Regions from separate parts of the Homo sapiens genome. Here regions 1 and 3 are each linked to region 2. Evidence: chromatin loops called from intact Hi-C (ENCODE). Cell type or tissue: adrenal gland. All regions are shown on one strand.

The links. A loop is a pair of places that touch in the nucleus more often than their neighbours do. Peaks named below come from ENCODE experiments on the same cell type or tissue, not always from the same donor. Only the 100,000 strongest peaks of a DNase experiment are listed, where the experiment ranks them.
Region 1: a loop joins it to region 2, with 2.1 times the contacts of the local background. A loop is called at or near these places in 33 of 110 quality-filtered maps.
Region 3: it touches region 2 in a loop (2.4-fold over the local background); 33 of 110 quality-filtered maps call a loop at or near these places.

What each region holds. Positions count from the first base shown.
Region 1 is chr11:12,811,047-12,819,046 of GRCh38, reverse strand. All of the region lies in intron 3 of TEAD1 (TEA domain transcription factor 1), which reads right to left. Among named protein-coding and RNA genes, the nearest start is that of TEAD1-AS1, 110 kb to the left of the region's middle. In adrenal gland, CTCF peaks have their summits at 4,166 and 5,258; DNase peaks (open chromatin) are centred at 2,716, 4,806, 5,026, 5,246 and 2 weaker places; H3K4me3 peaks cover 743 bases; H3K27ac peaks cover 3,225 bases.
Region 2 is chr11:12,885,501-12,893,500 of GRCh38, reverse strand. All of the region lies in intron 9 of TEAD1 (TEA domain transcription factor 1), which reads right to left. Among named protein-coding and RNA genes, the nearest start is that of TEAD1-AS1, 33 kb to the left of the region's middle. RefSeq lists an enhancer at 4,082-4,590. In adrenal gland, CTCF peaks have their summits at 4,349 and 4,551 (motif pointing right); DNase peaks (open chromatin) are centred at 1,560, 4,090, 4,570 and 7,549; H3K27ac peaks cover 937 bases.
Region 3 is chr11:12,824,390-12,832,389 of GRCh38, reverse strand. All of the region lies in intron 3 of TEAD1 (TEA domain transcription factor 1), which reads right to left. It overlaps LOC107984313 (a long non-coding RNA gene), which reads left to right. Exons shown (of 2, transcript XR_001748136.3): 1 at 1-4,583; 2 at 5,727-7,126. Among named protein-coding and RNA genes, the nearest start is that of TEAD1-AS1, 95 kb to the left of the region's middle. RefSeq lists an enhancer at 3,431-4,069. In adrenal gland, no CTCF peak of the experiment used is centred here; DNase peaks (open chromatin) are centred at 2,093, 4,129 and 7,772; H3K4me3 peaks cover 1,465 bases; H3K27ac peaks cover 2,455 bases.

The sequences.
Region 1 (8,000 bases), 74 kb after region 2:
ATTCCTATAGATCTCCCAGACTTCCTGTTGAACCAGAAAACAAAAAATAAGGAATTGAATATATGAGTCCTGATTTGAGGCTCCAGATACATTTACTGTTACTCTAGCCTATGTTTTGTGTCTGCTTTCTATTTGTAGCTCTCTTGCAAAACCTAAGAGGATTCAGTTGCTTCATATTGGTCCCAAGTTAGTACTAAGCTGACTCACATAGATTTTCTTATTTCCACCACTAAGCATGATAAAGGTTACAAGTATTTCCGGTGCAATTATAAATTGCATCTGCACACCCCAGCTTGTAAGTACCTGCGGACAATTTCACACTACTGTGGTTCAATGTCTCCCTGTTGCCCTCTAAGCTTGAGAAACCCATTGATATTGAACCTCCTCTGACAGCAAAGGCAACTGAGAGTTCCATGTAGGGGAAGAAGGGAGGACATCCAAGGAAGACACACAGAAAAGCAGTTTGGAGGAGCTGGACTTGACTGGTCCTCTCTGACTTAATGACCTTTCTTCTCCCAAGGAGCCGGATGCCGGACTCAGGGCCATTAGCACCACCACTGATCTCCAAACCAGACATGTCCCCAGGGAGGCCCCAAAGCCTTACTTCTTTAACTTTATTTTTCAAGTCTGAAAAAAAATCCCTTGATGAGATCTAGCCACATGAGAACTTTTCAAAACATATTTATAAACTCTTTATAAAAATAGTAACAGTGGTTCTGTAAGACAATGTTGGTGACACCAAATTTCATGGAGGCAGGATGTAGAACCTTGAGAAAGGGATTTTGGGAGACACATTTAAAAAGATTAAGTTGAGATACACTCTGGGCATACCAGCTGTATAACGTCATATAGATGAAAAGTAAGCATGCAATTCCATTCTCTCAAGAGTTTGGGACAAAGGTGAAAACTAAAAGGTGTCTAATGGTTATTGGCTGCAACCACCCACATATATGAAAAGTAATGACAGCATGTCTCCCAATTTCCTATAGGTTATCTGCCAAATTCCTGCCTCCTTCCTAAGAAGACAGAATCTGCAGTGTTTTCTTTGCCATCCAGATATACCCCATGTCATTATAAACAAACGCCGCTTTCTTTGCAGCTAATAACCACAATGTGTGGGTAAGAAACCTCTCCAGTATAAATCCGTGGGGACAAAGCTGCATTGTGGGCATTAAATAATTATAACAATCTGACATGAGTCAGAGGACTGTGTTTCAATGGCCCTGTTGCGCTTCAAACTTTCAAGTCAACCCTGAACTCCCTTTCTTGGCACTCTGTCCATGTGCTGGGCTACTGTGAAACAATTCTCATTCTTTATAGTTTGGTCCCATTGCAAGGAGCTGGCAACGTGGGTACTCATGAAATATTAACACGTTAACATTGATTTTTTTATAAGTGTGGCCAACAGTGGATCAATTATATTACTATGAAAAGCTTTTCATAATTCATTTGGGGGGCATCAAGATCTCATTTCTGGACAGCACACGGATGATGAAGTCGACAAATTTTGAAGAGGTCGGCACTCACAGGCACCGAATACATTAAATGTGATAGATGGTGTAAACACTCCGTTCACAAAAAAGGGAAAATGTTTACATCTGGCAAAATAATTAAAATAGGGTACAACAGATCAACAAGTTGGGAATTAGGTACATGCCAGTCTCTCTCCATAAACAGGAGCAGGAAAATCTCAAATGCTGGCCATTTATTCTCCGTCTGGCTGACCACTAAATGTTTATTCTCATCTCCTTCAAAAGTAAAATTGGCTAATTTCTAGGTGTTAGAAGAATTATTTCAAGCTACGCATGCTCTGAAGTGCCTTTATTCCAAGAACATTAGTAGTTTATTACAAATTCTGGCTTTAAAGGCGTGAGATAATAATATCAGCGTGGCAGAATCCAATTCAATCCAAGCAGCGCAAGGCCTGAAGAAACAAAGGCAAAGTAGCTAGCGTGAGCCCAAGGAGTGCCCTGCGCGAGGTTCTGCTGATCCAGCAGCGAGTGAACATGAGACACATTTCAATTGGGCAGTGTGCATAAACCTCGCCTCGGCTTTGAGGGAACGCTGCATCACACATGGAAAGAAACACTATTCCAAACCAGCGGGCCTCTGCACATGCTGCCCTGATGGCCAGAGAAGGCATCTTGAAGAACAGGGAGGGGTGCAGCAGTTGTAGGTTCTCTACATTCTCATTGTAATGCCATCATCACCTGTGTCCCACTTTGTCCCCTCCACTAAACCATGAGCATCTTAAGAGCAGGAACCAGGTCTTACTCATCTTGAGATCCCTGTCCCTAGCACTGGAGAGTCACACAAAAGATGTGCTAAATAAATAGCCACAGGGTGTAAATTATCCCTCTCACTCTGGAAGTCTTGTACCTGGCTTGTGTATAGCAACTAAACTCACCCTCCTCCTTGCACTGGCCCACTGCATCACCAGGAGAAAAAAGTCACCCAAAGAAAACGTCTTCCTGATCTCCACGGATTACAGCTCCAATGTGGAAATGCCCCTAATAAGCCAACAAAAGTTTTCAGTTACCTGGGGCGTGTAAGCCACTACAAATACCAAAAAGGGGGCGGGGTAACTTAAAGTGTTGAACCTACCCTGAAATCCCCTGGAAAAAGAGCGTGCAGAAGAAAAGGGGCTCCTGGGGCAAATGACCAACAACTTTGGCTCAAGTGTCCTGACAACAAGAGCGTATACAAGAGAACCGTTCTCAGAATGCTCCTCCAAAATCCTACAGGGGATTTCCAGAGGGCCTAGTGAGAGTGTGGTCAGAGACACTGGAATGAGAGAGGGTGGCAGCAAGGCGGGCAGCTTGACTTCATCCAGCCTCAAAGTGGGACGTGAGTGCAACAGTATCGGATTGATAAAAAGCCACCCGAGTGCAGGCACAGTGCAAAGTGGGAAGGCTCACAAGCCACCTGGCATCAGCACCCCCGTGACTGCCCAACAGAAGAGACAGGAAGGCAGACCGCAGCTTGCTCAGCCTTAACAGAGGCCCTGTCTAGGTTCCTAAGAATTCTCAGTCTTCTGAAAACCTAAAAGGACCTCAGTCCTGGGCATATCAAAACCTGAAGTGCTGTAACATGTAATTTAAAAGGATTAGCTCTACGTCATATACATGATCTTAACTTGCTGGCTCTTCCTTCTTTCCTCTGAGCCATGAAGTAACAGGAAAGAATTCATTGATCTGTACCCGCAGGCAACAACTTATATGTGTTGGTGTGGCCGACACCTGCTCCCTCATGCACCCCAGTGCTGAAAACACAGAAAATTTGTCCTTTGGCCCCATCTGTGTCCTGAAGAACACATAAGTAACACATACACATATATCACAAATGCCCTTAAAACTGTTGAATTTCTATACTTCTGCCCAGATTACAATTTAGTCCAATCGTCATCACCCAATCATTGAAGCTACTTATTACTTGGTTACATCTAGTTGAAACACCTGTTAAGAGGGGCATACCATCATGTCATGGCCAGTTTTAACTAAGAGGGAAGGTCCACACACATATGGTTACACACTGTGTTTTGCATTTTTGCAGCTTGGGTCCATTACAGTTCTGTGACCTCTTCTCCAGATTCCTCTACTTAATATTCATATTTTCCAAATTACTTTAAATAACCCACAATCAAGTACGAATAAAATATGTGAAGAACAAAAACCAAACGGAAACAGCTGGGGCAGAGAGAGCATTATTTATGTTATGTTATAAATGAGGGCAGTGGCTAGCTATCTGGGAAGGGAGGGAGGGAAGAAGAAAGGGAAAAAGGAAGGAAGGGAGGATGGGAGGGAGGGAAGCTTCTGAGTCCCAGCAGGCCTGTCTTCCAGCCCACTGCGGGAGATAAACACAGTTTCTGTTTAAAACTCACCCCCTCTGAGATTTGGGGACAGGGGCTCTGGAACCCACAGAATGAAACCTACCCTTATCTATAAACAAAGCCCGGCTTTGATGTTGGCCAGCTTGCCTGCGTCTTTCCCTTTTCAACTGAGGCTTATCAGCAGAAACATCTCCATTAAGCACTTAGTCAGCAACCATTACAGGCCCGTTCTGCACTGGATGCCTGTTTCTGAGAATAATGAAAGAAAAACGCATATGCCTTGCCCACGTGGAGGCAGCATTCACTGATGGGTGCGTGCGCTCCGGGACGCGTGCACACACACACAGACACACACACACAGCTCGGGACGGACGGGGACACACACACACACACACACACACACACACACACACACACACACACACACACACACACACACAGAGCTCTGCGATGGTCAGGGGTGGCTGGACTTGAGATCAGAATTCCTGGCTGTCTTGCTTACGGTGTGACAAGCTTCCTAACATGTCTAAGCCTCTCGCCCTTGCTGCTATTAGGGGATTAAATGAGATGACATGCGCAAAGACTCTCAAGTGCTGTCACGCTCTTCATTTATTCGGCTTCTGAATCACTTCCAATCTGGTCTTCCCTTCCATGGCACTAGGCAGAGCCCTGGCAACCAGGACAGGGACAAGACCCTCAGGCTTCCTAAAGCCAAAGGTGCCTTCCCTTGCCCAGCAACAGAGGTCCCCTTCCAGGCAGAGCTCTCTAGCCAGGCCAGCGGGGGCCTGAGGGGGTCAAAGATTCCAGCTGCCCTTCCTTCAGCGCTGCCAAAGGCCCCTCACACACTCTGGTTCCTACAAACTTGTTTCAAAGGGAACAAACTCTGTTGTCAAGAGCCAGAGTGGAAGCAGCACCCAAACACTGCCCCAGTGGCCCAGGACTCCATCACTGAGGACAGAGGCTCGCTTGAACTCCCCGGGCGTCCAGGTCCCCTGAGCGTGGTCTCTGGCCTCGGTCAGACATCCTCCTTCCAGAGAGAGCAAACAATGACATCCACTGTCAGTGAGACCACTCTCCATTCCTCCCCATACGTCAGCCCTGGTGACCAGTGAGCGTAGCAGGCAGCAAGCAGGAGGTGAAGGGGAATGAGACACGGCTCCCAGAACAGCTTGTTTGTGTCCAGCTGTTGAGAACCTTGATGCTGTGCCAATGGGGAAAGAAACATCCTCCTTGCAGCACTTCTTTTCAGGGCCTCGGACTTGTGGTCAGCACCTCCCAACCATGTCCAAGAGAGAGCTGGACACAGGCTACACCCCATCCTCTCTCCTCCACCTTGGCTGGTGACTCAAGGTGTAGGAGGAGAGGACACACCCCAGCTAAATCCAAACACAACCAGGAGATCCCAGATGAACTTGCAGTTCAGCACGCCACCCCCTGGCACCACTGCCACCCCTGCAGACGGGCAGGAAAGCTGACAAGGACTAAGTACCCACTGTGAGCCAAGTGTGTCATGGTTAGCATCTCAATGAATCCTTATACAGCCCTGCAAAGAAGGTGCACACTGAAGTTTGGAGAAATTAAGTAGCTCACACAGTCACACAGCTCTTATCTCAAAGAGAAGCCTCTGGGCTCCTCATATTTCCAGAAATGGAAAGCACAGTTCTTGGCTTTGATGTTACACTGCTTATCAAAAGCACCACTGTAAAAAATGAAACATACACACATGAAGTATGGGAAATGTTATTTTCCCAGGCCCACATTTGGGATGTCCAGCCCACAAAGACTTCCAGAAGGGCAGAAGATGATCCACAGTGCTCATCCCACCTCAGCAGCTTTTCTGTCCCGGCGATCCCCTAATTTGGCTCACTTGAGGCACTCTTAAAGGTGGCTCTCTTGATGGCTGATTGGAAGATGGCACTGCCATAACTTCACAGAGAAAAGAAACCCAAACACCTTCCCTGGCATCCTTCCACCTCCAATTGCCAAATATCCAAAGTGGTGGAAGCTGCTTCCAGGGCTCCCAGGGAGCCCCCAGTTTGCCCACTGCCTCTACAGCTCCACCTCCCTCAGCACAGTATCTTGACCTAAGACTGAACTCCTCCCTTCCAGCTCCAAGCCGGCTGGACTGTCTGGCTTGCCCTCCCAGGCCACGTCTGCTCACTGATAAAAGTTCACTAGGAGCATCTGGACACCAGCTATTCTGCTCACGGACATTCTCCCTGCTCAGACAGACACGACAGTCACTAACCACAGACCCTTGCCTTTGTGCCAGGAGGCTGCTACCACATTAGCCCCTCTTAACAGTCTAGCTAGTACCTTAGAAAGGTATTGTTCTATTGAATTCTTGCTGTATTAGAAATCTCACTGGCTGCAGAGAGGACCATTAGGGGTGATTTACTCTGGCTCAGTGTTCCTGAACCAGAAGAGCACTGAGCCACGACTTCCCCAAAGGGAATGATTTGGTGAAGATGCATGGCCTGATTCTGGATGTAGTGGATTCACATGTACCAAGAGGGATTTGAGGAAAATCTATGCGCTTCCAGCATCTCCTGTATTAAGCCTTCTCTTGATAAATTTCATAGGTTTTATATTAGATATTCTATCTGGAAGAAGATGAATACCAGTAATATTCTGGAGGGAAAAAGTTTACTTTTAAATATTTACTTTTTAAAAATTTGTGTCAATGTGAATCTGTCCCTCTACCATCCCCTACAATATTTATTACAGATCTGCTGTCCATATTAGGCTCTGAGCTCTTGCAGGATAAGGACAAACATGTTCAGTGTTTCCATCTCTCCAGTGACCAGCAAATAGTTAAGTACTCTTTTAACCATCACCTTTTTGGGATTCTAATAATGATAATACCACATAGGGATCAATCATGCATGCTATGATGTACTCTTCCAATTAACTCCTGAAATCCTTTCAGTCACATCCATCCCCAAGCATCACACCAGGAAGCCATCACTGAATAAGTGGTGGCAAGAGGGTCATTTCCCCTACCATCTCTATAAACCCAGGAAGCAATTTTCTCAGTCCACAACCACAAGCCACGAGCTCAAAAGCCCATGTATATCATAAAGACAGTGTTTCTGAGCACCACCCCGGCCCTGAGGTTAGCTATGAATGGTGCATAACTCTCTGTGTGAGACGATCCATCCAATCGCAGGTGTGTGTCAGTATAGGCAACTAAATAGTGGCTTTCAGGGGCTCTTTTCAGCTTAAGAGACAGGAACATCATAAAGCAAAACAGGAAGAGACTACGTCCTACCGGTGTGGCTGAGCCTGTTTGGGAGAAGTTCGATCTACAACACCACCCCAGACATGAAAGAACTTAGACACACCACCCTACCCCCACCCCCACCCCCACCCAGATACACATATACAGTCTATGATAACCGAAGGCCTGCACCCCCATCCCGGGATCCTCAGTGGATTCGGGGCCACTCCACTGTGGGCAAGACCACTCCCCTAAGACCTCTCACAGACCTATTCCAACCCACAGATCTACTCCAACCCACTGTTCCTCTCTGATTCCCTGGACTTCTGGGTCCCACCTCAAGCTGCCTTGCCCCAGAGACCACAGACGCCCCTCTCCAGCCCTGACTCCTGTTTTTGTTCTGCCTTAGCATGAGGATCCCTGGCTTCCCAGATGCTAATGCCGAACCCTCACACAGACCTTGGAGAAGACCTTGTAGGAAAAGTCCTCAACAAATTCACAAGAGGAAGGTCTGCATATCAGGTCACTATGTTCTAAGAAACAATGATCAAACTGGCTTTTAAGCAATGGAGGGGGCTTAGTGGCTTATTTAACTAAGAAGTCTTGTTCCAACAGCTTAGATGGCATCATTACCAATCTGCCTCCCAATAGGTTACTTAGTGGTTCCAACCAGTAACCAGTCCTGCACATGTGTGGGATTCTTATGAAAGAAAACTGCTCCCATATAGAACTCATGTCCTCACCCTACACCATCCACAGGATGTGTGATTCTCTTCTGAAAGCTTCAGCGAAAGAAAGCTTTACTTTCCCAGCAGCCCCAGAAAGATATCTCCTCTATCTCACTGGATGTGACTGGTCAGGCACCATCCCTCAATCAATCGCCGTGGACATAGCTGTTTTAGGCTTATATCAATCACGGTCTACTTCCAGAGTTGCAAGGGACGTCATCCC
Region 2 (8,000 bases):
TCCAGACGCTTTCAGTGGCCTCCTTCCCAAAGGGTAATGAAGAAACAGGGGAAGTGGCCAGAGCATCTTAGAAACACAGTACAATGTCTGCTGCCACAAGAGAGTGTGCCCTGGGCCGGGAGGGGCTCGCAGGTGGCTCGGCAAGGGCTCAGGACTGTGAGGGGCATGGGGGTGCTCCACACTGAGCCATCATCTCCTTCCCCGGGAGACACTCCATCTCCTACGTCCTGCTGGAAGACCAGGCTTGGAAAAACATGAGAAAAACCTGAGAGACATTCAAGGACTAAGCAGAGCCAACCGTTAGATCAGCTGCAGCCTTCCTCCCCAAACCTGGAAGGCCAAATGTACTTTCCGACCACTTATTCCGAAGCATGAGATGGGAACATTAATGACACCTGGGTTAGAATATCTAGGCTCTGCTATTTTTGAGCTGAGTGGCTTGAGGCAAGTTGCTTAACCTTTCTGGGCCCTGGCTTCCTCATCTGAGCAGTGATGAACCCTAGCCTGTCTACAAGGTCAAATGAAACAGTCAATGTGAAAATTCCGCCCAGGCCACACAGAGCTGCACAGATGCTGGTGACCTGGCTTACTGGCATGAGATCACTTCCAAGCCCTGAATTACAGGAGAGAAGGAGCCTCTTTTCTGAAGGACCAGGAACCAGATTTGTTCAAACAGCCATTCTCCACCCCAAGATGGAGCAACTGCCTCAGCAGCCACTATAAAACTAGGAAGCTCCTCCAGAGACACCGGTGCCCTTCTCTGTCCTGCCCAGGATAAAGGCAAGAACCCTCCTGGCAATCGGGAATTAAAACCTTACTGCTGCTGCTTCTTTTTTATTTTTGTTTATTTATTTTTTTGAGACAGAGTCTCCTCTGTTGCCCAGGCTGGAGAGCAATGGCGCGATCTCAGCTCACTGCAACCTCTGCTTCCCAGGTTCAAGCAAATCTCCTGCCTCAGCCTCCCGAGTAGCTGGGATTACAGGCACCCACCATCATGCCCAGCTAATTTTTGTATTTTTGTAGAAGCGGGGGATTCACCATGTTGGCCAGGCTGGTCTTGAATGCCTGACCTCAGGTGACCCACACGCCTTGCTTGGCCTCCCAAAGTGCTGGGTTTACAGGCATGAACCACTGCGCCCGGCTGAAACCTTGCTTTTTATCTTGTGTCTCCAACCTAATCCCCCATGCACAGCCATCCCCCTCTTCTTTCTTCCACAGGCCTCATTAATGTCATATTTCCTTAGAGCTGTCCTGGTCACATTTTCCAAACCAAGAAAGGATCTGTGTTCTGACAACGGAATTTTAGTTGATCTGTAAATTTAGGCCATTGAAAGAAGTATAAAAATGTGAAATTAAATCATCCTTGGGCCCACGTTTGACCAACTGCCTTTACGAGAAAGAATCATGTTATCTGCAGGATATATTTACAGACCTTCCATGCGGGCTCAACCACAGGCCTGCCAGTCCCCCAGAGGGGAGACCTTGGGCTCCCTCTGACTATGAAGACTGCTAACTCCCACATCCACGTCCAGGAGGTCCAGCCCCTTGGAATAAAGATAAGGGCCAGAACACCAGGCAGCAAAACTCCCTTCCTTCTGGCTGAGGGGCTGCCATCACCAAGCCCAGGTGACCCTTCAGGAACTCTCTCCTGTCCTGGAGCCCAAATCAAATGTCCATCTGTGAATGGAGAACAATCCCTGCCCTTCCCATTTTCCCAGATAGTGGGGTAAGTGTCATTTTCTCATACACTGTGAAATTCAGACAAAGTTCAAATAGTCAACCCTGCCATCTATTAGCCAGGTCCCAGATGAAGTTACTTAAACTCTCTGAGCTTTCCTGTCTCTAATAGGTATTTCAACAAGCTTATTTTGAGAATGAAAGGCAAAAGCATTATCATCAAGTCAGTTCTTAGCAATCCTGCTTCCTCCTCTGTTCCAGGACTCTTCAAATCTTATCAGCATCCTTGGTCTCCAACACCCAGTCATTACCATTTATCCTCCTCTTCTCACAGCTCATTAATCCACAAGGCTTTTTAATTTTATCTCCATAACATCTCTCCCCTCTGCCATTTCCTCAGCCATGGCCCCTGCCCTGGTTTGGTCCTCATCAGCCACCAGCTGGCCAACAGTATAGTTTCCTCCAGCCCCTGCTCTCACCTGATGCAGCCATCGTGTTCCTGAAGCACAAATTAGATCACATCCTCTCTTTAAAAAGCAGGGTGGGGTGGGAGAATACATATTCATATTAGATTGTATATGCACTAAAATCACTACAAAGCCTCATAAGAGAATAGTAGCAGTGGCTACCTACTTAAGGGTAGGATAGGAATGAGAAGGAAGGGACATCTCCCTTCCATTCTCTTATGCTTGGAGATTTTTTGACCACATTAATTTACTACCTTTATGAAAAGTTTAATTGATTTTAAAAACTAATTGAGGCCGTGCATGGTGGTTCACATCTGTAATCCCAGCACTTTGGGAGGCTGAGGCAGGCAAATCATTTGAGGTCAGGAGTTTGAGACCAGCCTGGCCAACATGACAAAACCTTGTCTCTACTAAAAATACAAAAATTAGCCAGGCATGATGGTACATGCCTGTAATCCCAGCTATGTGGGAGGCTGAGGCAGGGGAATTGCTTGAACCCAGGAGGTGGAGGTTGCAGTGAGCCAAGGTTGTGCCACTGTACTCCAGCCTGGGCGACGAAGCAAAACTCCATCTCAAAAGTAATTGAAAAATATTCTGACTCCTGTTAGAATTTCAGTAGAGTCCAAAGCACTTAGTGAGCACATTCTCGCAAGCTTGATCCCTGTCCAGAGCTCTGGCTCAATTTCCTTTCACATTACTGTAAGACATTCAGGTTCAGAAGCATTTGTGGAGTGCTCAGTATGTTCAGGGATATTACTAAATGTAATCATCACAGTAAGCATGGCAGCGATCCTGTTATGTCCACTTAAGACAGACTGGAAACTGAGGCTGAGCTGCGGTAATCTGCCCCAAATCTCAAACAGCTGCTAAGAATTCTAGTATCAGTCACCTCTTTGCTGCCACTAGAGCATGATGAAAGATAGGCTCTAAAGCAGCGGTCCCCTTTTTGGCACCAGAGACTGATTTTGTGGAAGACAATTTTCCATGGGTTGGAATAGGAACTCAGAGGAAACCCAGAGTAACCATCTACCCAATGTGGAAGGCCCTCAGAGGTCTGGCCTTGCTTGGGGAGCTCCTACTTTGCAGGCAGCTGTTTTTAACTTTTGAACTTTGTCTTTATTTCTTCAAAAGTACAGTGACATGGTTAAGAATACAGAGTGGTGGTAAACTTTGGCACAGTCACCGTTTTTGGAGGTAGAGCTTGATAACTTTATTTAACGTTTCTGAGCCACGGTTCCTTTATGTACAGACTGGACATAATGCTCAGCATACTAATACAGAGCTCATAAGTGCTGGTGATGATCATTATTGACATAATATATAAATAAGTTGCTTGGCTGGGCACGGTGGCTCACACCTGTAATCCCAGCACTTTGGGAGGCCGAGGTGGGTGGATCGCTTGAGCCCAGGAGTTCAAGACCAGCTTGGGCAACATAGTAAAACCCCATCTCTACTAAAAATACAGAAATCAGCTGGGTGTGGTGGTGCATGCCTGTAGTCCCAGCAACTTGGTAGGCTGAGATGGGACAATCCCTTGAGCCTGGGAGGTCGAGGCTGCAGTCAGCTGTGATTGTGCCACTACATTCCAGCCTGGGCAATGCAGTGAGACCCTGCCTCAATTAAAAAAATAAAAATAAAAATAAATGAGTTTCATATGTTGAGCAAACGTGTGCCTTCCCTGATCGGGTTTGTTCCTCTACTGTATCATGGAACTTCTCTTCTGCAAGGCAGTGAGTGCTTCCTCAAAATCTAAAGAGAACAATCTCTTTGCCTCTTTCTCCACCCCCAACTCTTCCCTCCTCTGGTTGTGTAACTCCCGCCTGAGTAAATCCTTTCTGTGCTTTCTTCCTGGCTCCTGCTCACTATGGCATCCAGACCACAACAGGCATGAGACACACAGCCTGGTGACCGGGCAGTCTGAGCAGGCAGGGGTTTGCCAGCTGCTGCCCTGGTGGGGGGCTGGAGGAACCCGCCGTGCCCCAGAATTGAGGTGGAGGCATCACTCCAGGCTTTATCAGGAAAACCACTCCCTGTGTACTTTCAGGATTCAGCTGACAGCTCAGCCAGGCCGGGTTTTCATCTGCCTAACTTGGCCTCCAGAAACTGGACCCTGATTTCAGGGAGGCCCCTTTTAAATAGCCCACCCTGGGTGGAGGATATCACACTTAACACTTGAGATCCTTTGATATGCAACACTGAAATCATGTAGAAAGTATATTTCCAACTAAAATAGTCTTTGTTTTTTACACTCTTCCTTCCTTTCTTCACCCTCTGCTGTTTTTCTCTTAGCTTCCAGTAGAGCCAAAGGTAACAGAGGGACTGACTCGCTGGTTCTCCTCCAACATAAACCACCACCAACTTGGGGAAGCTGCCGTCTGGTTTACACATGACACAGAGCCAGCAGGGGGCGATCATCCCCCTAATTATTCTCCCATTAGCTCCTTACGGCCCTGGGCTACAAAAACAGACTACTCATCAGCTACAAATGGACCGTATAGCCTTTTGGTCACTATCTCAGGATGTGGAGTCAACAGACCTGGATCTGAATCCTACTTCCCATGTCAGCTGGCTGTCTAACACTGGGCAAGCTACTTCATAAGGATTACATAAGATAATGCATAGTGTTGGCATACAGAAAATATTTAGTAAATGTTGGCCATCACTATTGCTAGGAGTGGTGGGGTTGTGAGGAAGTCTTCAATGTTGGCAAGGGTGACATATGTGGTGAGCCAACGAGTAAATTTCAGAAAATGCTGGTTCTAAGGCCACTTCAGACTAAGGAGGAGATAAACTAAGGTTCTTCTCTTGGCTTTGGTGGTACCAAAGTATGCAACCATGTCTTTTTTTCAGATGGAGTTTCACTCTTGTCACCCAGGCTGGAGTGCAGTGGCGTGATCTCAGCTCACCGCCACCTCCGCCTTTTGGGTTCAAGCGATTCTCCTGCCTCAGTCTCCCGAGTAGCTGAGATTATAGGTACCCTCCACCATGCCCAGCTAATTTTTGTATTTTTAGTAGAGATAGGGTTTCACCATGTTGGCCAGGCTGGTCTTAAACTTCTGGCCTCAAGTGACCCACCCGCCTTGGCCTCCCAAAGTGCTGGGATTACAGGCGTGAGCCATCACACCCAGCCAGCAATCATGTCTTATCTTGTCTTAAGAGATGCTACAGGCAGGCTGGGGTGCAAAGCTGGCTACTGTAAGGCAGCATCTCTCCAAGCCTCTTCTGTAGAAGGGAATAGAATAACCTACCTCACAGAGCTCAATAAAGATGAAAGAAGTCACTAATGACAAATAGCATGGAACCTGGCTACATAATTTCTTTTTTTGCCAGCACTACCTATAAGTTCTCTTCTCTACTAAAAATATTTTATAACCCCTTGGGTCTAATGAGCCTAAGCCGTTACAAAGAAGTAGGGGGAAACATATGTACATGTCTGTCTGTAACAAACATCTAGAGAATTCAAATGCAAAGTTTAACTTACTTAGGGCCCTTTAATTATTGGTCACTTTGTTCGCTTATCAAATTAATGTGGTTAATGCTGGATGTTATATTTTAAGTACTGTATGCCCAAATTTGTTAAAATGTATCAGCTGAGTTTATCTTAGATGGCCTTAATGTTTCTGTTGTTGGAACAAAACTATAGCAAAATTAAAGTCTGAGAAGTCACAAAAACTCTAAGAGCCAAAGAAACTATCTACATGATACAAATTTTTCAGTGTAACCTTAGCCCTGAAGTACCATTATACCTTGATTGTAATAGCACGTTGTGTTTGTCCAATAAAGCACACAGTATATAACTTGAGAGGCTGGTACTTAAGATACTGTCAAATGCTTTAAATAATTTTATTAATTCTCCATCACTTCAACTGGTCAGCCACCACTTTTTCCCTCTAGCACAAGAACCAACCTTCAGGCCCTCACATGTCCACTAAAATCAAATATAGATCCTATTAACAATCTGCGGCCGGGCACGGTGGTTCACGCCTGTAATCCCAGCACTTTGGGAGGCCGAGGCGGGCAGATCACGAGGTCAGGAGATCGAGACCATCTTGGCTAACACGGTGAAACCCTGTCTCACTAAAAATACAAAAAATTAGCCGGGCGTGGTGGTGGATGCCTGTAGTCCCAGCTACTTGGGAGGCTGAGGCAGGAGAATGGAGTGAACCTGGGAGGCGGAGCTTGCAGTGAGCCAAGATCGCGCCACCGCACTCCAGCCTGAGTGACAGAGCAAGACTCTGTGTCTCCAAAAAAAAAAAAAACAAACAAAAAAAAAAACAAAAAAACTTCCACATTCATTTGCATATATTAAATCATTTGTGTTCAACTGAAGAATGAGTGTTTGTAACATAGGAATATCAGAAGCGACACCAACAATAGTGACTGAGGTTAGGCAAAATAATTTCACAGCAGTGACAGAGCTCTGGCTGGTAATGTCTAATGCACATCACTTAGTATCATAATACAAGCCAGAAACATCAACATATCTATTAGGGGGTATTATTATTTTCTGAAATTATATACTTTAAATCCAAAAAGCAAGTAACTTTCAATTGTGAAGAAGGTTGGGGCATGGCAGTGCATAACTGTAGTCCCAGCTACTCAGGAGCCTGAGACATGAGGATCACTTCAGCCCAGGAGTTTGAGGCCAGCCTGGGCAACACAGTAAGACCCCATCTCAAAAAAAAAAAAAAATCAGTTGTGACAAAGGACCATTATTCCACATAAGCAGTTAGCATCCCCTGACATACTGGGTATTTATGTGCTTGGGTAGTTCTTGTGTTCTCCACCCAAGTGTGGGCTCCATGAGAAAAAGAACTTTGTTTTGTTCACTGCTGAATTTCTAACACCTGAAACAGTGGCTGGCGTGTAGTAGGTGCTCAAAAAATACTTGTTAAATAAATTCTAATTTCTCCCAATCCCCAATTCATATCCCCTAAAATATAACTATCTTTCTCAAAGGTCCCAAGGATGTTACACCAGGCCTTCCTTTCATTCCAGGGCCTTTTAAGTCATGTGGTGGAGTCTATGTAAGTCAAGCTTTTTTATTCAACAACAGCAGGCCAGATCCAGTTTACCCATTCAGATTATCATATGTATCCTGAACGTACCTGAAACACTTATCTCTGGCCTCTACTCTAGCAACTTAGTGGGCCTTGACTTTCCAAAAATAGTCACTGATTTAATATACTGCCACATACACTTCAGCTTCATCACCTCTGGAATATTCTGCTCCCTTATTCTCTCCCTGTCCAATCCTCCATCTTTCGGCTTAAGGGCTACTTCCTCAAGGAAGCTTGCCCTGTTTCCTGTTACTCACAGCGTTCAGTATTCTTCCTTCCTAGAAGTCACAGCACTTTGCAATGATCTCTCAGATAATCATCTGTTTCGTGTCTGTCTCCCCTGCTAGGCATTATACTCCCCAGGGGCGGAGGCTGTGGCCGTCTGGGCAGCGATGAGCCCCTCTCCTGTACAGCTTCTTGCACATGCAGGTGCACACGAATGTTTGCAGAATGGTCTGAATGATTCAAAATGTTTAGCCCAACAAATACTAACAACAAAAAGAGGCAATCGAGCCTTCTGGGCCCTAAGAGGTCCATAACTGGAGAGCACAGTTAACAATGAGGGAGCTACCACATTATTTTAATTTCTTTTAAAAAAAGAGAATTTTTATAAATGATTCCATAGTATTTTAACCAGGGAAGCAAAAATCATGTGGGGACTTTTGCCTCCCAGTGTCTTGGAGCTGTTTCCTAAAAAACAGTCATATGCAAACAGAAATTTGCTTACACAGGAGATATTCAGACTGAAAAGACAATTCAAGCCCGGGTGCGGTGCCTCACGCCTGTAATCCCAGCA
Region 3 (8,000 bases), 61 kb after region 2:
CTTTGAGGACAATTTATCAAAAACTTGGATTTTTCCCCCTAGTCTTCTATGCCGTATTTATAACCCTTGTTGAATGCTTGGATTAACTGAACAACCGTCTCTGACAATGTTTGATCTCATTTTTTGTTAGTTTGCTTGCTTTCAATTTAGGGATAAACAATCCTTCATAGGCCCCCAAATTATGAAGATACAAATGAACAGAGCTTAGAAGCTTAGAATTGTAAACAAAAAACCTGTAACCTAATATATTTTGTGTGTACATAGTAATCATTTTAATCACCATGAGGGTTGGGGGTGGGGGGACAGTGTGGTTTATTGGGAGTCAGAGACGTGGTGTGAATCTGAGGTCTGCCACTTACTCACCATGGCACTAGGATCAGTTCCACAGTGCTAAGAAACTTGCCGGGGGGCAGCTTTCCTACCTCTTAATACCTGTTGAGAGCAGTAAATCTCCTGCCTGGCATATCAATTAAAAGTGCAAATATCTGCATCTTACATGCTATTTAAAAACAAGTGGCATATTTCAATAAGTAAAAAATAAGTAAATGTATTATTGTGCAATATAAATATTATAGGCAAACTGAGACTCTACATTTTTTTTTTTTTTTTGAGACAGCGTCTCACTCTGTCACCAGGCTAGAGTACAGCAGCATGATGATCTCGGCTTGTTGCAACCTCTGCCACCCAGGCTCAAGTAATCCTCCCACCTCAGCCTCCTGAGTAGCTGGGACTACAGGCACACGTCACCACACTTGGCTAATTTTTAAAATTGTTTGTAGAGATAAGGTCTCACTATATCAGCCAGGTGGAATATTTTCCTTTGGTAAAACAAACAAACAAAAAACACAACAACAACAACAAAAACACCTCTAGAACCCTATTTTTAAAAACCATTTCAAACAATAATTTCTTGACTATACAAGAGCAAGATTTTTAAGACACAAAGACAATAAGGCAGAGCATCTGCCCTCAAGGAGTTTGGGGGGAATATGTACTCCTCAATTAATGGCAAACAAGGCAGATCTAAGATCAGCTCAGGGCACTGGGGGAATTCAGGGAAAGAAGAAAGCCCTCAGCTGGCAGAGGGGGCAGGAGAAGGACAAGCTCTATAGGAAAGAATTCATGGAAGAAACAAAATTTGAGATGGGCTCTGAAGAAGGGTAAGATTTAGACAGGGCTGGGGAGAGTTAGAAGGAAGAAAACCAGACAAGGAAGGCTTCCTGGAGGAGGAACCATGGAGTGGTGAAATGGGAACCAAAGAAGGAAGAAAGTAAGAAATTTCAGGCAGAGAGAGCTTCGTCTGCCAAAGCAGTTGCTTCAGTGGAACTGAACGGCTGGAACTAGCCTCCACAAGAGCAGAGAACAAGAGAGAAGGAGGGTCATGGGCTCACCATCACCAGCACTGAGGTCCTGCGGCAGATGAAGGGCAGGAGGAAGAAGGGCCTGTCCGTAAACCCAGCCAGAGGGAGGATAGAAAAGGGAAGAGAATCAGCGGATGGGGGCAGAGATGGGTGTCTCCCTCTCCCTACACCTTTTGCTTGTTTTTTCCCTTTAAAAAACTGGCTCGTTTTTCCCTTTAAATAGGAATTACAATGTGAATGTGCATGTGCATGTGCATGTGCGTGTGCGTGCATGTGTGTGTGTGTGATTGCAAATATAACTGACACAAAATATAATTTATATATAATTAGTGTATATACATATATTTATACATATTATATACACGTTAACCAGGCTAACAGATTTTTTTAAAGGATGAGCACGTTCTAGATTTTGTTTATTAAGACCACGTGAGCAGCAGGCACTCAAGAACAAAGGGGCTGGGCTGTGTCGTGTGGGGAGGCTGCAGTCTCCCAGACAAGAGGAGGTCCTGAGAGCCTGGGCACCACTCCCTGCCTGCTTCTAAAAAGGAGGGTCTCTGCAGCCAGATGTAACATGAAGCTACCCTTCAGGAGCTGGTAGGAGAGGCCAAGACTCAAGCTGCCTAAAGAGGTAGCCAGGTTTGGGTTGAGTCTTCCTTAAGGCCTAGGACTCCTTAAGTCTTCCTACTTCTGGGCCCCTTGCTCATCACAACACTGTCCACTGGGATGCCCCCCACTGCCAGCCTTTGTGGATCTTCGTAGGTCAGGTATCCTCTGACCTCACCTGCCAGGTGAGGCATGGTCTTGCCCACTCCCCAAGATGCTGTCTTCCTTTGTTTATTTGGTCTTTGAAACCTCAATCACCTCATGGCTCTCTGAATTCTCTCCTCTTAGCAAGGCTAAGCTCCTCTATTTCCCAATGGCTCGGGGGCTTTCCCACAGCCCCAGGGGTCCTTTGTCTGATGCCCTTCTGGCCTCTGTGTCCATGCACCTGTTCTCCCTCTATCTCTCCACTCCCAAGGCCCAGCTCAGGAAAATCACCTCATCAAACCTCTCTGACCTTCTCAGAAATGTCCCTGCCCTGCTCTATGGACAGCTATGAACTCCTACCCTACCCAACCCATACATGTAAATGTCTTGTGCTGGGTGTTATGGAGAAATAAAGATGGCCTCAACAGCCCCTTGATGCCAACACCCAGGTATTCCTGTCTCAAGAATTATACAAGAGTAAAGCACCAGATACAGTCTTCAGGATACAGCAACTGCTCAATTGCTCAATCTTATAAACACCTGACTGAGTTCACTGGGCCTACTCTCTACAACTGGACAGTAAAAGGCTAGCAGAAGCACACACCATGTATTCCTGCTTCTCCACCTTTCATGCTAACAGTGGAGAGCTCAATAAATACATGGATAAAGGAAGAAAAATGTTTAGCCAGAGGATCAGTATGAGCATTATCAATGTTCCAAGTCAGCAAGAATAAAAAACAAATTCAAGGTCCTTTCCTTCAGTTTGGATTTTACTTCTAAAGGCAAACATTAGGGTAAGCAATGTTTTCTGCATTAGTCTCAGTTGACACTAACTGGTCAGGAGAAACCAGTTGCTCCGAGGCATACTTCAGGGTCCTGGGTGAGCATGGGATATGTCAAGGCCACCTGGGTTGGGAGAGTTTAAGGGATGCTTACACAGAGGGAGGGAGACGTTTGGTAGGCAAGGTCATTTGTTCATTCATTCTCTCACGTATGTTTTGAACAATTGCCTTGGGCCAGCCACCACGGAAAGCTCTGAGAATTCAATGGTATGGTAAATATGAGTCTCTGTCATGCACCTTCTTTAGGGTCTACTGGGTCAAAATCCGCTGGATAAAAATCCTGCCTGCTGCACTTCCGTCTTGGGGAGTTTCTCTGGATCAGAGCCTCTGCTTCCACCACCACTACCTCAATCAGCAATAACAAACCGATGGCTCTTAAGGGCGAGGGGGCTAAAACCACAGAAAAGGAGATGGAAAGAGGAAGCAGGAAATTTTCTTTCCGATATTTAAAAATCCTCACAAAACAGTGAATCTATGCTTCATAAACATTATCATCTGCAGAAATATACACAACAGAATTTAACTAATTTATTTAAACTCCAACTTGTCCCCAAAACAGGCAGGTTTCAAGAAATACGGGGTAAAAAAAAAAAAAATTCAGGACAAAAGAGTCAGGAGTAAGGCTATACAGAAAAAAAAAAAAATGCAAATCAATAAGAAACAAGGACTCCATGCTGACGCCAGTTAAGGAAAAGTGAGTTAGGAAACCATTCGCTTAGATTTTTTGGTTAATAGGTACCATTTAAAAAAAAAAAAAATCACTCAGTTAAAAAAAAAAAAAACCCACACTCCCAAGGGCTATGCATATTGCCTGACTTCAGTTTTGTGAAAACAAAAGCTGTATCTTTAAGAAATTCAACTCAAACATCAGCTTTTGAAACCAAGGTTCAGCAAACAAGAGCCAATAAAAATGCTGTAACTTGAAACCAACCCACACAGCACAAAAAGAAAGGAGAGAGGTCTGCCCGGGTCGCCCTCAACACACCCTTCTAACTTGGTTCTAGAACAGCAGTGCCCAGTTTGCAAGACAAGAAGCTAATTGACTCGAATGTCTGCTGCATAAGCTATAAAATAAGTACATAAAGAACAATATGAACATACAGCGCCATCAGTTACATAAAAAGGCCTGACTGTCCGACGCCACACTGTGCACCGAACAAGCACAGCAATTGTTTCAGCGGGCTGCACGGAGGAAGAATGAATAATTAGCGTCCTTGTGAATCAAGTCTCCACCAGGAAGAGAGCTCCATCCTGCAGCAGTGGCACGGCAGCACCCTCAGCCCGCCAGAGTCAAGCTGGGGTTTTTAAACGTCTTTATTGACAATCAGGATGCAGGCAAACATATTCTTCAGCCAAGTAAACCGACAACTAGCTCCACTGTGGTCACTGCTCATTGGCTGGAACACCCGCTTCTTGTCTAAAGTCTCACCAACTGCTACTTTCCATTACCAGGAAATGTCATTTTCCCTCACTTGTTTATTTTTGCATTGGCTAGGAATACAACAACTTCTGCTAAAGGTGGAGGGGCTGTGACAAAAGCATCCATTTGAGCTGTCCTGGCACAACAGGCACAACACAAGAAGTCCCTAAACGTTTCTTTCCAGAGAGTATGAGTAGAGGGAAGCAAGGAGTAAGTATCTTTGATTCTAGGATTTTTCTCCTTCTCCCATATCACCAGTGTCAAAAGATGTCTCACTTCCTCCTGCAAATGTGATAATAGGAGAGCAGGATGTGTGGACTGTCACTAGGACAAAAACCCACTGAAAAACCACTGGAAGTGTCTGATGCGTTTGACAGTCTGCAAAACAGGCAACATAAAGCAAAGGAATGACCATAGGACCTAGAATCAGTAGATGGGATTCAAATGTCTGCTGTCTCTCAAGAGCTGTATCATTTTTAGCAAGTCATTAACTTATCTGGGTCTTACTTTTCCTACTTGTAAAATAGGGATACTAAGTGTTCTCATCCACACCAACACACCCACCCCAAGCCTAGGGTTGTTGACAGAATGAAATGAGATTATACACAGGAACTTCCTTTGATATGAATATGATTCTATAACTTCATCTATTTGAAAACTCAGAAAATGCTGGGCACAATCCCAGTATCTCATGAATATTTACTATTTGCTTAGCACTGAGAAAGCCCCTAGGAGATGCAGAGAATTAAAAGGTACAGTTCCTGACTATGAAGAACTCATGGACTAGTAAAGTCAGGATATGTAAGTTCAGGGCTAACAAAAACTCAGGCATAGTCCACTGCTGATAATTACTCTCAATGCTTTTCCCTCATCTCACTTAATTCTTCACTACTCAGGAAAATCCACTGAGTTCTATCCAGAAGGCTTACAGCCCTAAAAACAATAACAACAGAATTGATAAGTGGCATCTCTCCAGCACCCAGAGGTATTCTTGGAGACAGAGAGTTGAGAGGAATTCCCTATTGCCCTTGAGTTACTCTATGAATTCAAACCATGGGAGTACAAGAGCCCCAAAGGAAATCATGTCTGAAGTGACAAGAAGAATTTGCTGCCAATCTTTCAATTAAAACTTTTTTAAGATAAGACTCTACATGCAATGCCTAGGAAAACCTAGTTCAGGAACCTCTAGAGTCTGAGCCCTAAGCTCACAGGTCTGAAATCCAAACTGTAATATTACTTAATAATGGGTTCCTATATGCTAGGTACAAAGCACTAAACATTTACACACATTTTTTCATTTGATGCTCAAAGCAACACTAAGAGAAAAGGAATTTTCTTATCTCTATTTTGCAGATGAAGTGAAGGATTTGATGGAGTTAAGTAACTGACCCAAGGTTTGCAAAACCGGTAAGAGGTGAACCATGATTTGAACCCAAACAGGTTGATTTCAAATCCCATGCTAATTTATCACACCGTGATTGTTATATTACTCTCACTTATGTCTATTTCCCACTCTGCTGTTCATTTCTGGAAAATTACTTAGTCACACTGTTTTATTTGCAGGACAAAAACCACTATGGATTCCCCACTATGGAGGACCCAGAGTTGACAGGGAAAGTGTAATCCAAGGTACAAAGTCCCACAACTTTATGTACTTCTCCAAGGAACTATTTTCTCCTGAAAGGTTTGGTGAGTTCGAAGATGTGACAGAGACCTACAAGAGCCCAGAAAGTGGTAATATTTTTGAGTGGTAAGTAAAAATATGTTCAACCTAACTAGGAACAAGAGAATATAGTTAAATAATGTGCTCACTTTTCACCCATTTTCACCCACTGAATGAGCTAGCAAACCTTCTCGAAAAGTAATTTGACATGCTGTGCTTCCAGTTTAATATCTAAGAACTCTTTGCCTAACTCAAGGTCATGAAGACTTTTTATTATGTTGTGCTAAAAGATTTAGCTTAACCTTCTACACTTTAGCCTAGGATCCATTTTGAGTTAAATTCTATGTACCGTGTGCGGTAAGAATTTAAATTTACCTTTTTTGCATGTGGATATCCAATTGTCCTAGCACTATTCATTGAAAAGACTATTGAATTGAATTGCTTTTGAATTGCTTTGGTACCTCTGTAGAGAAATCAATTGACAATAATGTAATGGTTTATTTCTAGACTCTCAATTCTGTACCATTATCTATGCTTACACCACTGTCTATCCTTACACCAGTAACACACTGATTTGAATAGTATAGCTTTGTAGTAAGTTTTGAAACTAAGAAATATAAGACCCCTAATCTTTTTTTCTTCCCTTTCCGAATTGTTTTGTTTATTCTAGGTCATCTACATTTCTATACTGTTAGAAACAGCTTGACAATTTTTTTTAAAAAGATGCATACTAAAATTGTATAAGGATTGCACTGAATCTACAAATCATTTTAGGAAGATTTAACAATATTGAGTCTTCCAATCCATGAACATGGGATAACTCTCATTTAGCAATAAACTAGTCTTGCACTGATTTTATTAAATTTATTCCTCAGAATTGTGTTCATAATGTGGGTTTCAGATTGCTTGGTGCTAGTATGTAAAAATACAATTGATTTTTGTATACTAATCTTTTATCCTGTAAGGTTGCTGAACTCATTAGTCGGTTCGTACTTTGGGGGAATCGGGATTGGGCATGTGTTCCTTTAGGTTTTCTAGTACAGGCTCAATTCATCTGAAAATAAAGAGAGTTTTCTTTCTTTCTTCCCAATCCGGATGCCTTTGATTTCTGAACCTGCAGTACAATTTTAAATATAAGTAGCAAAAGTGGACATCTCTGCCTGGCTTCAGATCTTAACAGGAAGCCACATTAATAAAGTGCATGAAGAAGCAGTCCACCCAAGCTATTATCTTTCTTGAAGACTTTACGAAACAGAACTGGCTAAATATTTTCTTATACTGATGAACCATGATCACATACAAATAAAAAACGTACTTAGAAACTTTAAAAAATGAGTGTGTGTTTTAAATTAAGAACAGAATCAAAAATGTCATCTAATAGATGAAAGATAAAATTACTCATAACAAATATATGAAAAAACAGCACCATCTCATGTAATGAATGCTCGAAGTAGAGAGAAGGAAACAGAAGGGAGGGCAAACAAGGGCAGCAACAGTCCGGGAGAGACTGCAATCACTGCCAGCTTCCGAACAGGCTCCAGGTCAGCACGGTTCTGCCAGGCCAGGAGCCCGGCCCCATCAACCCTCTCTACCTTCTACTCACCCCAGAGTTCAGGACTGGGAGGAACTGGCAGGAATGGGGCTCTAGCAATCTGGCCCCAACCCTCACCCCCATCACCCAGCTAGGAGTAAACTGGTAATGGCCTGGAAGACAAGGAGCCTCCAGTGGGAGCTCTCACTCAGCAATTTTCACACAACAGTCTCTTATCTTAACAAAGCAGCCGGACTTCTTTTTGAAAACTTGGTTCCCGGATGGAAACAATCGGGCAGTATCCAACATTGTTTGAAAGAACACACTGGTTCCAAAGACCTTGTTTTCTCTGAAAGGTGAAAGTTTAGATTCCCCAGCAAGAGGCATAGCTGGGTGTTCAGAATTTGACTGCTGGAGGAAACTGCCAGCTCTG